5 separate regions of the Homo sapiens genome follow, and regions 2, 3, 4 and 5 are each linked to region 1. Evidence: chromatin contacts called from ENCODE Hi-C or POLR2A ChIA-PET data. All regions are on one chromosome and are shown on one strand. Each heading gives the region's core, a stretch centred on a gene start or an enhancer-like site at or near the end of the contact. The rest is flanking DNA. Distances are from core to core; before and after follow the strand shown. Region 1 overlaps LOC107984543 (a long non-coding RNA gene). Region 2 overlaps LOC105369890 (a long non-coding RNA gene). Region 3 overlaps LOC105369890 (a long non-coding RNA gene). Region 4 has its middle 19 kb from the start of POC1B-GALNT4. Region 5 has its middle 91 kb from the start of LINC02399.

What was found. Hi-C counts contacts between places; a loop is a spot of excess contacts on that map. ChIA-PET counts read pairs that join two places held with the same protein, here RNA polymerase II (POLR2A). Pooled maps may share reads with other maps.
Region 2: a loop to region 1 is called in a pooled map, with 2.7 times the contacts of the local background. The contact joins two enhancer-like sites. A Hi-C loop is called at or near these places in 3 of 168 maps with a recorded cell type or tissue (aorta, breast epithelium and cardiac septum) and 4 of 50 pooled maps. POLR2A ChIA-PET finds 5 or more read pairs at or near these places in 6 of 52 experiments (A549, B cell, GM12878 and 3 more).
Region 3: a map of GM11168 shows a loop between it and region 1 (2.2-fold over the local background). The contact joins two enhancer-like sites. A Hi-C loop is called at or near these places in 1 of 168 maps with a recorded cell type or tissue (GM11168), 1 of 37 single-sample maps with no recorded cell type and 3 of 50 pooled maps. POLR2A ChIA-PET finds 5 or more read pairs at or near these places in 3 of 52 experiments (MCF 10A, OCI-LY7 and T-cell).
Region 4: a map of right cardiac atrium shows a loop between it and region 1 (2.4-fold over the local background). The contact joins two enhancer-like sites. A Hi-C loop is called at or near these places in 6 of 168 maps with a recorded cell type or tissue (adrenal gland, aorta, heart left ventricle and 3 more) and 7 of 50 pooled maps. POLR2A ChIA-PET finds 5 or more read pairs at or near these places in 2 of 52 experiments (OCI-LY7 and activated B cell).
Region 5: a loop to region 1 is called in a pooled map, with 4 times the contacts of the local background. The contact joins two enhancer-like sites. A Hi-C loop is called at or near these places in 4 of 168 maps with a recorded cell type or tissue (CD14-positive monocyte, CD4-positive, alpha-beta T cell, GM13976 and 1 more), 1 of 37 single-sample maps with no recorded cell type and 7 of 50 pooled maps. POLR2A ChIA-PET finds 5 or more read pairs at or near these places in 3 of 52 experiments (CD4-positive, alpha-beta T cell, GM12878 and activated B cell).

Annotation. Positions count from the first base shown.
Region 1 is chr12:89,720,357-89,723,175 of GRCh38, reverse strand. All of the region lies in intron 2 of LOC107984543 (a long non-coding RNA gene), which reads right to left. Among named protein-coding and RNA genes, the nearest start is that of ATP2B1-AS1, 13 kb to the right of the region's middle. Within about 2 kb of position 1,420, at least 3 of the 41 ENCODE cell types and tissues checked have a DNase peak (open chromatin) inside an H3K27ac peak, as active enhancers do; they include CD14-positive monocyte and GM12878, where a contact is called at or near this core.
Region 2 is chr12:89,959,405-89,962,223 of GRCh38, reverse strand. The region is part of intron 6 of LOC105369890 (a long non-coding RNA gene); the gene reads right to left. Among named protein-coding and RNA genes, the nearest start is that of LINC02399, 13 kb to the right of the region's middle. RefSeq lists an enhancer at 1,764-1,993. Within about 2 kb of position 1,408, at least 5 of the 41 ENCODE cell types and tissues checked have a DNase peak (open chromatin) inside an H3K27ac peak, as active enhancers do; they include GM12878, where a contact is called at or near this core.
Region 3 is chr12:89,925,885-89,928,703 of GRCh38, reverse strand. LOC105369890 (a long non-coding RNA gene) reads right to left here. Exons shown (of 13, transcript XR_001749246.2): 3 at 1,050-1,304. Among named protein-coding and RNA genes, the nearest start is that of LINC02399, 20 kb to the left of the region's middle. Within about 2 kb of position 1,428, at least 5 of the 41 ENCODE cell types and tissues checked have a DNase peak (open chromatin) inside an H3K27ac peak, as active enhancers do.
Region 4 is chr12:89,543,476-89,546,294 of GRCh38, reverse strand. No RefSeq gene overlaps it. Among named protein-coding and RNA genes, the nearest start is that of POC1B-GALNT4, 19 kb to the right of the region's middle. RefSeq lists a silencer at 1,111-1,180. Within about 2 kb of position 1,332, at least 7 of the 41 ENCODE cell types and tissues checked have a DNase peak (open chromatin) inside an H3K27ac peak, as active enhancers do.
Region 5 is chr12:89,855,162-89,857,980 of GRCh38, reverse strand. No RefSeq gene overlaps it. Among named protein-coding and RNA genes, the nearest start is that of LINC02399, 91 kb to the left of the region's middle. Within about 2 kb of position 1,365, at least 4 of the 41 ENCODE cell types and tissues checked have a DNase peak (open chromatin) inside an H3K27ac peak, as active enhancers do; they include CD14-positive monocyte and GM12878, where a contact is called at or near this core.

The DNA.
Region 1 (2,819 bases), core at 171-2,670:
TTCCTTGTATGTCCCCACAGCAAGAACCACTTTGGAAAAATAACAACTTTTTACCCTGGTTATGCTGGGGTATGATTACAGGGATCTTTCACTTTTTACACTATATATATCTGTATTGTTTGAATTATAAAAAAAACACACATACATACATACAGATAATTATCTATACCTAATATTTAAAAACTTAACGATAAATGTCCAATGCGAAAAAAAACAAAGAATATATACACATTTATATAATATACCTAGTTTTACCATTTGAATTCTTGGAGATTAAAAACAAAAGAGTTAAATGAGGGAGGCATCTTAGTATTTTTCTATTTATAATAGTAATGGAAAAGGTTCTAAAAATCTGGAAGAAATGTCTAAGACACAGAACTAAGAAAAATACGAGGATATTAAGTGCCCAACACTTCATTTTTAGAGACACAAAAAGGAATGATTAAGGATAATGAGAATTTATATCACTGTTGGAAAGTGATGCAAAATTTAAATGTAAACATGTATGCAAAGCAAGCATTAAAACAATATATAGGTTGGGCATGGTGGCTCACGCCTGTAATCCCAGCACTTTGGGAGGCCAAGGCAGGTGGATCATGAGGTCAAGAGATGGAGACCATCCTGGCCAATATGGTGAAACCCCGTCCCTACTAAAACTACAAAAATTAGCTGGGCAAGGTGGTGTGCACCTGTAGTCCAAGCTACTCGAGAGGCTGAGGCAGGAGAATCACTTGAACCTGGGAGATGGAGGTTGCAGTGAGCCCCGATTGCGTCTTAAAAAAATATATATATATGTAAGAAAATCAAAGAACTAAAAACATGATTTTTAGTTAGACTAGGGCCACCCTCCAAAACGTTAACACAAATACAGAAGTTATGTATTTATATCAGTAACAGCCCAAAGAGAACTTATTATGACCAAATCAAAATGATTAAATCTTCATTCTTTGTGATAGATTATTTAGGTAGAAGTGTTCTTGAAGTCCTATAAACAAGACTGTATTGGGAAAAGCAATTTTGCTTGGTAAACTTTGTGTTTGACAGTAGAGTGACTTTCTATAGCTTACATTGAAAGAAGGCATTTGAGAAATGTGTACTTTTTAAAAAACAAATTAGTTGAATAAAATAAGAAATGAAACCGATAATAGAAAAATACAGTCAACTCTTAATGCTGTGATTGTGATAAAGGATAGCCAAGCATTACAAATTGGCTAGAATTTGGAACTGGAAAAGCCAGAAATTCAGCAGAGTTGAGAATTTTGACAAGGTAAGGGAATCAGTCATCAGGACTTTTTCTTTTTTCAGAAACAGGCATAAACAAAGTTCAAGACGAGCCAGTGAGGTCAGAAACTAAGCAACAAGTAAGCAGAAGTGAGTATAAATAGATATGAGAAGTAAGTCTAATCATTGGGCCAGCAATTGGGCAAGCAAGAAGAATAAGAAGGTAGTTATTGGAGTTCAGGGCAAACAATGTGGACCTGGAGGATACCGGCTCCAAAAGAGGAAAGGAAGTAAATGGTCAGAACCCGGCAGGTGGTCGGGAACCAGGAAATTCACAATAGCCCGATGGGGAGAGTAAGTTGGACAACTTAATTCTGTGACAAGTTGTCTCCAGAAATTTCTCCATCATTACCATAAAGAAATGTCATGAAGAAATCAGCATTTGTAGGTCTTGAGAGTAGAAATAGGAAGGTGCATCTGACCAGACATAGCTCATTGCCAGGTTTTCATGGTGTTAATCATTCAGCAGTTTTATATATAAAATTTTAAAATTGATTCTCCCGCCCTGTCTCTACCTCAAGTACGTCCTTACCTGTCACATCAGCCCTCTTTCTGGAAAGCTACCTAAGCTGTGTTTCGTGTATCTGTGATCTGTAACTGCTTCATGTCTTCCAATTCACTCGTGTTTATTCCTACTCTGATTTCATTTGCCTACCTATTTGGTTAGGGCCTCAAGCTCAGCTCAATGAGGTATTTTTCTTGAACAACTGATTTCAACCATGAGCCAATGAATACTCCACACCTGTTCCTCAACAACATCTGAAGCAGAGCCTTTAACTTTCTGGGACCTTTGAACTCTTCTGGGAGTTTTTAGATGAGGCCAGCAAAGCCTTCTACTGCCTATCAATGAAATTTTAATCTACTACTGTTAAAATCTTAAATCTCTATCTGAGTAAAAGGTTCTCTCCCCCATCACTGTCTGTGTGTATTGAGGATTGGAGAGTGCTCACTCAGTATCTGCATTTTACTCCCCTCCCCTTTCCCTTCTGGAAGCTGTGGCTCTTCCAGTGTTGAGGGCACGGAGGGTGGAGAAGACAAGGGCAGTCCCTTTGCTTGGCTAGACTCTATCGAAATCCCCTCTGGCTGTCAATACTTTTTTTTTTTTTTTGAGACGGAGTCTCGCTCTGTCGCCCAGGCTGGAGTGCAGTGGCGGGATCTCGGCTCACTGCAAGCTCCGCCTCCCGGGTTCACGCCATTCTCCTGCCTCAGCCTCCCAAGTAGCTGGGACTACAGGCGCCCGCCACTACGCCCGGCTAATTTTTTGTATTTTTAGTAGAGACGGGGTTTCACCGTTTTAGCCGGGATGGTCTCGATCTCCTGACCTCGTGATCCGCCCGCCTCGGCCTCCCAAAGTGCTGGGATTACAGGCGTGAGCCACCGCGCCCGGCCTGTCAATACTTTTAATGTGGCAGGCAACCAAACACTGACTTTTTAGTGGGTCTATGTGGGAGTTTCTGGAAGAGCTCAGCAAGGCCTTGTACTGCTGTCTCCTATCATATGAGATAGGCTTCTTACCAACCTCTTGTTCCTCATTGTAA
Region 2 (2,819 bases), core at 159-2,658, 240 kb before region 1:
TATGAGTTTTTAGTGTGTAACGGAGTGTTTTATTGTCTCATTCTTGTCAGTTCTTAGTGTGTAACAGAGGTAGCCTGTCTCTTCTGCCCACAGATCTCTCAAGGTGTACAAAAGTGCCCCATTTCCCCCCCATCCCACCCATATTTAAGATAAACAAGCTCCTTCTATAGCCCTTCGGGGGTCTACTTGTCATTAAGTGCTCTCTCCCCAGTGCTACTGGAGTTTGTCATCCAGGGTATGATGGTTCACAGGGGGCTTCCAGAAACCCAGATCAGAGTAGGATTCTGCTGTTATGTTGGGACAGCCAGAACTACTAATAGGTCTCCAAGAAGGGGTATAAAGATGGATTTTCTAATCAAGTTGCTCTAGGCATTCATAAGAGGACCTTCGATGCAGCCCTTTTCTGGAGTCAGTGATCCTAGAAACTCTGAAACTACTGACGATATCAGAATTAACTTAGGGATAGGACTCAAGTATTAGAAGTGTCCCACTACCCGAGCTCTGCCCGTCTTTCCCTTCTCTCCCCAACCCCTCCCCCTCTTTTCAATAACAACAAAAAAACAAAATTGACAAAAACTTTCAATTCTCCTCAGAATCCAGCTCCTCTCTTTCATTCCAACACAAAAGAGATCATGCTATTTCTCATCACCAATATTAGAACTTAAGGGCCCCTCAGGATGTACCCAGGCCATAGAACATCGAAGACCTGTACATTCTTTAGAAGAGCAAGAAGGATGCATGCCATTTCTTTTGGCCAATAACTCCCTTTTCATCTACCTCCTTTGATGCAAGATACTCAGGGAGACTTCTTGGTACGGAAATGAAAACAAAACTCTAGTTAAGGTCTCAGCAAGTCACCCTCCTAGCTTAAGTTTTTGAGAAGATGCATGTGACAGGGAAGGAGAGTTGCATCTGAAGAGAATCAAAATCCCCTCTTCCTTCAAAAAGGAAGAAAGGATAAAAGAAAGTGGAGAGGATAGATGGAGGGAGAAAGGGAAAGAAAAAGAGAAAGGAAGACAGAGAGGTAGAAAAAAGAAAAGAAAAAAGAAAGAAAAAAAGAAAAATAAAGAAGGGCTCTCAAGGGAGGAAAAAAGGAAAAGTGAAAAGAAGAATAAAATTTTAATTATGTGACAAAATATTTGAAAAAGCAACTCTCTAAGTTATTGACATTTTTATAGTGGTGATGTGATGGACAAGGCTTGTCATAAAACGTTAAGGTGACACTATAAGTTTCAAAATAATAAAAGGGTGCTCTTGCTGAAGCATGTGATAAGCCCCATACCCATGAGCTGTAAAAGAGTACATTAAACCTGGTCACCCTGCCCAGGCATTATAGGATTGCACACCCAGGACTGTTCTAGTGATGACGAGGTTGTTGAAACTCTGCCAGCTGACTTTTGAACATGGTGCCTGTGTAACCTAATTCCTTATTCATTAAACAGTCTGCTCCCTCACAAGCAGTTTGTGTGCCCATTATCTTGATGGGACCCATGCAGGATTGCCTCTGTCTTCACACTTGAGTTTGCAAGATCCCTGATGACAACATGGATTCCTACCACACAAGAAAACAAAGCAAATTTATTGAACTCCCAATTGAAAACAGTAGCAAATCAAGCTTGCTTAACCAAAATATTTCTCATAGAAGATTAGGTTATCATTTTTAGGGTGATGCTCATGAATATTAATTTCTCAACAAGGACTGACTAGGAATCCCCCAGTTCCCTAATGGAAATTAGCAATTCTCCAAACCAGCAGAAACTTATGTGGTCAACCATTTCAGTTTGCCAGGGACTAAGGGATCACCTAGGATGTGGGACTTTTAGTACTAAAACTGGGGAAGTCCCAGGCAAACCAGACAAGCTGGTCACCCCTAGGGAAACTCCCATTACTCACCATTCTCCTTTCGGCTTCCTCAGACTTGCAGCTCACAGGCTATCCTCAGAGTTCTCTAGGACTGAGCTTCTACTTTGATTTTCACAAACATCTATTTATGTAACCTGCCCCTCCACTGGACACAAGGGCGGAGAGATGTCTCAATCATTTTTATGTTCCAACCTCTGGCTTAGAAGAGCTTGCTGAACTGAGATAGCCAAACAACTGAGTTGATCTTCTGCTGAATGTCAACTGAATGGGGACTGTGATACCCTCAGGTAAGAACTGTATTTTCTGCACAGTGTACACACTCCCTGCCTCCCTAAATTAAACTTAGCTTGGAAAGGACTAGAATCTCTTTTAAAGCTTCACTTTCTCACATTAAACTATGTGGTTTTCTGAAGACTCTTTCATACACTGGCATAGAATGCAGTTCAGGAGTCAGACTAACCTAGATTCAAACCCAGGCTCCACAATTCACCATCTCTGTGACCTTAAACAAGTCATCTAACATCTCTGTACATTACTTTCCTCACATATGTCTTTCATCGTGCTGTTGGGAAGACCAAATGAGACACCTATATGTAGACTGCTTAGCTCTTAGCTTTATGGTAAGAACCAACATATGGTAGTTATCATTATTCTACTTGGAGTTTTCTTTCTAAGCACCAAGGGAGCAAAGATGAGACTAGTTGGAAAACAATACGTTTAATAAGATATCCCAAGTTTTTTTTTTTAAGCCCGGAGGCTCTACCATCATGTATTTTTTTTATTTTTTACACCAAACTTGCACTTTTATAATTATGATAATCTGTCTATGCCTATAATGAGCACAGTACTATAACCTAAGGCAAAAATCACCAGCAACTCTACTATGTACACGGCAGGGAAGGGGGAAAGCCTCATCTCCCCACCCTACCCCCCATTTTATTACTTAAACTTCCCAT
Region 3 (2,819 bases), core at 179-2,678, 210 kb before region 1:
TGCTGCTGAGGAGGCAGTGTGTTTAATGGTTTAGACTAGGGGATCTTAAGGTAAACTGTATGCTCTTGAGTCAGACTGCAGCTCTTAAAATAACTTTGTTCAGCTCTGTTTTCACACCTGGTAAATAGGAGATGATAATAACACAGCCTACTTTATAGAATTGTTGTGATAATTCGGTGATGGGATTCATGTGAAGCTCAGAGTCACACATGAATCAAACACTCAAAAAATTCTATTAATATTATACTAAGTTCTTGAGGCTCTCCTAGAACCATATACATAAATAGGCTTTGAAAAGAACATGATATTATATATGAATATAAATCAGCAATAGCATTATTAAAGCAGATGAGAGCAATGCAAATGTTCCAGAAATATAATTATAGAGTGTAAAATTATATGAAGTAACATGTAAAACAATGCCAAAAATTAAGTGCAAGTAAAATACAGTTAAGTTCTTCAAGGATAAGGATCGTGTTCCATTCCATTGAAATAGATCCACAGTTTTAAGCACAGAGATAGGTACACTGCAGATTAAATCAAGCTATTTTTTGATTCTCTGTGAAGAGGTACTGTCTCAAATTCTTGGATTAAATTAAATAAAAATTCTAATTTACTATCTCATGTCTCTTTCCTACAAAAGAGACACCTCTAAAACATCTTATAAAAATACTTTTAAAAATATCACTGGAGTAGTATCAGTCAAGGTTCATCATCCAAAACCTCAAAAAATAATAAATCAAAAACCATGAAACCTGACAAACTTTGAAAGACTTTAAAACTCTACCTCCATTTTCTCATACAGAAAATAGGCTTATATTTTTAAAATATTAAGTATCTCATTTTCTTTGGTACTTTGAATCTCTATGAGTCAATAACTTTGTTGCACTATGCAAAGTTGTCTAAGGAGATTAAAAAAACAAAAACCGGGTATTACAATTCCTGCTTTGAGTGAGTTTCCATCTAGCTTCAGATTCACAGCACACACTTAAAAACCTTTCTGAACCAATATATAAAGAGTACAATCTAATATTATGCAAATTGAGTACCTGAGCACTGAGGGGAAGAAAACTGAAGAAGCTAGTAATGTGAGATAAAATTCACCATTGGTCATCTGAACTCTCCAGCACCAGTAGTTCTCCAATGTTAGAATGCTAAAAATCACCAGACTTATTTGTTAAAATGCAGATTTCCAGTTCTAGCTCCAGAGATTCTCATTCAATAGGCCCACGATACCATCCAGGAATCAGGATTTTAATTAAATTCACAATCAGAAGAATGACATAATGTCTCTTTTTCTTCTCCTATAAAAGTGAAACACAAAATAATGCTTGACATGCAAAGATAAGACATGCTCTTACTTCATGGTGACCTGCTTACCAGGAAAGAGGAAGTGAAACAATCTATGAGGACTCTTTTAGCTCTAGGAGGCATATGTTTGTCAAAAGTCAAGCCATGTGAATCACGTAAACAAATTTAAAATGTACTAAAGATCTGTACTATCTGGATTTTCCACCTCTTTTTACCATAGATAAGTCTTTATGTATAGTGGACTATAGTATAATAACATAATATTCCTAATACCATTAAATATTGTCATCATCACAAATAAATTAAAAATCTACTAGCCAACTAGAAAATATTTGCCAACCATATCACATTAAAGGACGATACAGACCAGGCATGGTGGCTCACGCCTGTAATCCCAGCACTTTGGGAGGTTGAGGTGGGTGGATCACCTGAGGTCAGGAGTTCGAGACCAGCCTGGCCAACATGGTGAAACCCTGTCTCTACTTAAAATACAAAAATTAGCCAGGCATGGTGGCAGGCACCTGTAATCCCAACTACTCAGGAGGCTGAGGCAGGAGAATCACTTGAACCCTGGAGGCGGAGGTTGCAGTGAGCCAAGATCAGACCACTGCACTCCAGCCTGGGCAACAGAGTGAGACTCTGAAAAAAAAATTTTATATATATATATAATTAACACATAAAAGCTTTAACCATCTAATAGGAAAAGATGGAAAAAGACTATAAGACAATTTACAGTATAAGACATATAATTGACTCAAGTAAGGAAACTCTTCAACTTCACTAATGTTTAATGAAAAGCAAGTTATGAACACCAAGAATTTCAATTAGCAAAGATTGTTTTCAATGACAATAACTATTAAAAATAGTATTAAGAAAAATGGACTCATTCAGTCCTGTTATTGATTTTTTTTAATTTTCTGAAAAGTAGTTTATAATACATATTAAGAACCTTTAAAAATTCAGATTGTTTCAGTAATTCTTGTTTAGGAGAAAATGCCAAGGTAATAGTAAGAAATGCAGATAAGAATCATTTCTGGAAATGTTCATTATAGCATTATTATAAGAGCAGTAAGTTAAAAACCATCTACATATAAAAATGAGAAGGTGATTGCATGAATTATGGTCTATTCATATTATAGAAATAGTATATAACCATTAAAACTGTTTGTTTTTAAGAAAAATAACATACGAAAATGTTCAATATAAAATGTTAAGTGGAAAAAGAATAATTAAAATTACATATTTGGAAAATATCCCAAATATTTATTTTTTGTATGCTTGTATAACTAGAAAAAATGTGCTGAAATATTGAATGTTGTTTCTGAGTAATGAGATTATGGGTAATTTCCATTTTTCTCCTTGTAATTTTTTTTTCTTTTTTTTTGAAACGGAGTCTCACTCTGTCACCCAGGCTGGAGTGCAGTGGCGTGATCTCGGCTCACTGCAACCTTGCCACCTGGGTTCAAGCAATTCTCCTGCCTCAGCCTACCGAGTAGCTGGGATTACAG
Region 4 (2,819 bases), core at 83-2,582, 180 kb after region 1:
TATTTCTTGGAAGTATCAGCCACCCAGGTTGATAATATCAGACCACTACATTATGGAAGGGGCAGGAATTTGTCTTCATGGGAATAATTACATATACTGGAGAGTAACTTCCCTTTCCTGTGCATGTTGCTTCCGCCAGCACTACCATATGTGGTTGATAGGCTGCCTTATTCATCCCCATGGTGTCACACACAGCATTGTCACTGATCAAGGAACTCATTTACAGTGAAACAGCTGTGGTATTACGCTCACATCGTAGAATTCATTGTTCTTACCTGGAAGCAGCTAGATTGATGGAATGATGAAATGTCCTATCGAAGGCTCATTTATGGAGCCTGCTGGGAGACAACATCTTGTGAAGTTGGGGTGCTGTCCTATAAGTGGTCAGATCAGTGGTTGATACATGGTGTTGAATACATGGCTCTGGGAACTCAGGATGAGTAATAACCCACTTCAATAATACTGTCTTCTTGTCCCTAAAACATTGCATCTAATGGGCGTGAGGTTCTTGTGCCCAAGGGGGAGATATATTTCTACTAGGAAACACTGAGAATGCCCCTTCAACATTTCAGGTTGTTCACAACACTGATCAAAGGCAGAGCATTGGCTGTTTGTATGGACTGGTATGATTAATTTTGATTATCAAGGAGAAATTGGGATTTTTGCTATCACATGGAAACAACACTGTATCTAGAGCCCATGGGATTCATTGCACTCCCATGTCCAGTAGTAATGGCCAATGAGAAACGGCAGCAACTCAACAAAGATGGAACCACCCGGATCCTGTGGCAAGGAAGGTTTGGCTCACCCCATCAAGTAAGACACCTTAACTGTCAAGATGCTAGGTGAGGGTAAAGAATTATGGAACGAGTGCTGGGAGGAGGAAGTCAGGATTATTAGATTAGAAATGCTTAGATGTGGAGCTGTAGTATGATAGTTATTTATTTTTTTACCTTTCTTTGCTGCCTTGCATCCTGGTGGTGACTAAAGTTACAGTTTAGGGTCCAGGAAGTAATATGACTGAAATACATCATCACTCAGTGATACAGTAGCTGATGAGACTATGTTTTCCCTGTGTTGAGGACCTGAGTTTCTTTGGCTAAGTAAAGTGTTAGAATGGAAGCTGAGTGACAATAGGGTGGCCTGGGATGGTTATTCTTAGATCTGTTCTCTGCCTTTTCCTGTCACGCTCTGCGGCCTGGGAGGCTGCCCTCTACTAGACCTGTTGTTTCATTTGCTTTTCCTTGCACTCTGGCAAGAAACTACTGGCAAGAGGCCAGAGGGCAGGAGGAGAGCCGGGCCAGGGATTTTTATGCCCTCCTCCTCTTTCCTCTCTGCCACACCGCAGATGAGACAGAGGCTCCAGCTCCCAGGCCCAGTGACCTCTCCTGCACAGTTTCAGCTCTTACCAGGCTGGTAACAGCATCCCCTCCCTTTGTCCCTGCAGACCTCCTGTGGTAAGAGCTAATCCCTGACTGTCTCCCCAGCTCTTGTTGGTTCCATTAACCCTGCCCACGCCTCTGTAAATAATCCCTGTATGAAATTCTCTTCAGCTAAACCCTTTGATGGTGCCATCTGTTTCCTACTAAGGCGTCAGTGGATACAGCAGGAAAAATAGCTGAGAAAGGAGAGAGGTATGGAGGTCAGCTATTGTGAAGTGGGGGAACATTTGAGGGCATATGGCTGGCACATACAGGCCAGAATAAGATGCATTTTCACAGGCTGAAATTGGCCAAGACAAAAAGAGTAATCTCTTCTAGTCAGAGCTCATAGTTGTTGTTTTTTTTTGGTATTGTCAGATAGAGAAAGCCTGCAAAGCTGATTGGGATGTGCCCAAGATTGAGAGGTTTTCTGGGTTGCAGGAATTTCAGTTCTAAAACTGGAACAGTCCTAGGCAAACTGGGATAGTTGGTCACCTTAATCTGTGATTATAATCAGGACTTCTGAGTCTTGCCCAGCTGCTCCTGCTGTAGGGACATTCTAGGCAAAAGGACACTGTTCTAGAACCACTTGGCTCCTCCTCTCCACCCTCAATCAATGGCAGACATCACTTATCTCTCAAGGCATACGTTCTCTACATGCAGTCTGAGATCTCTCTTAACACATGGTTCAGGAAGCTGGTATCAACTGTTCAGAGCTAGAATGCCAGACAAGAACCTTGCTAACACCCCTGAATTAGAGTGAATTAGAGCTTTGGCCCCAAACTCAAAAGCAGGGCTAGACCAAGAAGAGCCTCTAGAGCTCTTTTTTTGCCCTTGTTTCCTTGGGTATTGCTGAAGTAAGTAGCAGCGTGGGTGGCCTTTTTAGCTCCTTTGCACTTGGCCAATAATTAGATCCTACTCATCTCCATCTTTCCATCTACTGTAAGAGCTTCAAGGGCTGACATTGTGTTGTAAGAACAGCAGCTCACACCTTCAACATTAACAATCTGCCCGTTTATTATTCCAAGTGCTGTGTACTTTTTAACCATCTATATGTTAAAGATGAGGAGACAGTTAAATGATTTAAGTGACTTTTCCTAGGTCACACATGTAGCAGACCCAGGACTCAAATGCACTCATTCAGGTTCTTAGTACAGCACTTAGTGCCTCTCTCCTAGTTCCCTCGGATACCCTGCACCTGGCTCAGAGCTTGTCAGGTAGTGAGTGCCTGGTTATTAAATATGTGCTTAAAATTGTTAAATGAATACAAATCTTACCAGGAAATATGTCCCTTTTCATGTCTCCTTTTCCATGGACCCTGCTCTGGTTTTGTTAGGCCTTCTAAGCAAAGGCAACCTTTGACTCAGCTGACTAAACCAGCAGCATGAGAACAGAACA
Region 5 (2,819 bases), core at 116-2,615, 130 kb before region 1:
TCAATGCATTTATTCATCCTTACAAACCTGGGATAGGTAAGTGGTAGGTACTATTGTTACCCCCACTCATAGAGAAATTGAGGAATCTGAGGTTGAAGAATTGAGAAATTGAGGTTGAAATTGAAGAACTGAGAAATTGAGGTTGGGAACCTTGCCTGGGGTCATGCATAGTTACTGGAAAAAACAAGACTTGAGCCCAGAGAGCCTGGCTGTAGAATCCACGCATTTAGCAACCATGTTCTAGTGCCTCTCCTTCATCTGGCTAAACCCACTCTTTCTCAAATCTCAGCTCAGCAATTAATACTTCCCAGAAGCCTTCTTTGATTTCCCAGTCTGAATTGGCATTTTGAATGGGCTTATTTTTGTCATGGCACTTACAGTACTGTACAGTAAAAAAAAGAAAGAAAAAAGTTCATTTTCTTCTCTGACAAACTAGACTAAGTTTCTTTTCTTTCTTTCTTTCTTTTTTTTTTTTTTTTCTTTTTTTTGAGACAGAGTTTCATTCTTGTCACCCAGGCTGGCATGCAATGGTGTGATCTCGGCTCACTGCAACCTCTTCCTCCTGGGTTCAAGCAATTCTTCTGCTTCAGCCTCCTGAGTAGCTAGGATTACAGGCACCCACCACCACGCACAGCTAATTTTTGTATTTTTAGTAGAGACGGGGTTTCACCATGTTGGCCAGCCTGGTCTGTCTTGAACTCCTGACCTCAGGTGATCCACCCGCCTCGGCCTCCCAAAGTGCTGGGATTACAGGCGTGAGCCACGGCACCCAGCCTAGACTAAGTCTCTTAACAGAGGAAGAGATATTTGTTGTGTCTCCAAAGCCTAGCCCAATGCCCAGCATGAATAAGTAACTAAGTATGTGTTGAATTTAAAAAAAAAAAAAGAATAAATGCATGAATGAATGAATCTGTACATGAATTTACAAGCAAGCAGCAAGGGACATCAATAACAAACAATCTGAACAGTCTGCCACTGAATCGCCAAGTCACCTGTATACAATTTTATGAGGCGTTTCCATTTTTGGCGTAGGAGATGGCCTATCTAGTATCAAAAATAAACTTTAGGAGTCTTTCTACAAATTTGACAGATTTTCATGGGAATTCAAATTAAATGCATGATTGGACATTTATTTGTTTAATCTACTCAGTAGGTTTCTTTTATTTTCCTGTGTCAAGCATGAAAGTTAAAACTATTTCTAGGCCTTTCATCTTAGCTTGGCTTTCCCCTTAATTTCTTTGCTCCAGAATGTTGAACAAAACAGGTCCCTTTTTGTGGTTGGAAAGTTTGGCTTTACATAGAACCTTTCAACACACAACTGTCAGCACCTGATTATGGGCCATTTTTTAGCCTATGACTTTCACTTCCTTCCTTAAATAGGTCTTTCAGATGAATCATCTTTAGCCACTCTGTGATTATGCAGGGATCAGATACGCAGTATAGAAATGAACAGGATACACTGAAGTCCCTTCTATCTTGTATCATTTTGTGCTCTGATTTGGGGGGGGTTCATTTTTTATGCAATAAAAATGTGATTGACTACTGTGTGCTGGCTTTTGTTCGAGCTGTCAGTTCATTAGCACTTCCAACTAGAGTGGGAAGAAGCAGAGAACTGGATAAAGCTCACGTCCACTAGTTTTGAGCTGTTTAGCATTCCTAGTTCGGAGACAAATTTGGTGGGAAAAGACTTGGATGAGACTTATTTGTCCAACTCTTTTTCTATACCCCATGTAATTATTAAACTGTATGTGTGTATATGTGTGTATAAGCAGTCAACCAGCATAGTTGCAGAGCCCCTTAGCTACTCAAAAATTCATCCCTCAACCCGTAATTTATGAATACTTCATCAAATTCATTCCTACAATACACATGCTGATGGTCATAGCTATTTACTTATTAGATCAATTTTAGAAAATATTATGTTTGGGTAAATAATCTCTTTAATGGTGGTTTATTGTGTCACGTGTATACATGGTCCTGAATATTAATATGAAAGAACCCACTTTTTTTCCTACGAGATAAGAAAAATCAAGGTACCAAAACCTACAATGCTGAAATGTACTAGAATGGATTAAGGAAAGAAGAAATTTGCAATAGGGATTCTTGTCTTTTATCTTCCATATGAATGACATCCTAAATATATATGATGCTGACCTACATTTCTATAGTTGAAGGCTATTTTCTGAGTGAAATCAGCTACAATGAAATGTGCAGTAACAGACATACAAAAAGGAATAGGCAACAGAACTCAAATTGAAGAATTAAATGGGCAAGAGGTGAACAGAATAAAGTGCAGAACCTCATATTTGGTAGGCTTTAAGAAAGATTTTTACCTCTTAAGGACAGAAAAACTACTCCTTTAAGAGTTTTGCCAAGTCTGCAAAACAAGATTCTGGCTTTGTTCAGCTTCTTCCTCTCCTCTATCTTCTGAGAAGAGAAGACATGTTAAAAGAAAGCAATGCTTTGGCATCAGTAATGGAGAATTGTCAGAGAACCAACAGAAAGAAGCAATGCCTGCAAGGTGGTAGGAAGAAGAAAAAGACTTCACAGGAGAGGGTGGGCAGAGGAAAGTAAAAACAGCCCAAGCTGGAGGCAGAGGAAATGGCTCAGGGGAGAAGCTAGGAGTGAGAATAGCTGTGGGGTGTGAAGGCAGCTTGTAGAAAAGAGAAAAGAACATTTTTTTAGGAAAATTTCTGAGAGCTATGTGTCCCTGATATGGTTGGGATGTTTGTCTTCTCCAAATCTCATTTTGAAATGTGATCCCCAATATTGAAGGTGGGGCCTGGTGGGAGGTGTTTGGATCACAGGAGCGGATCTCT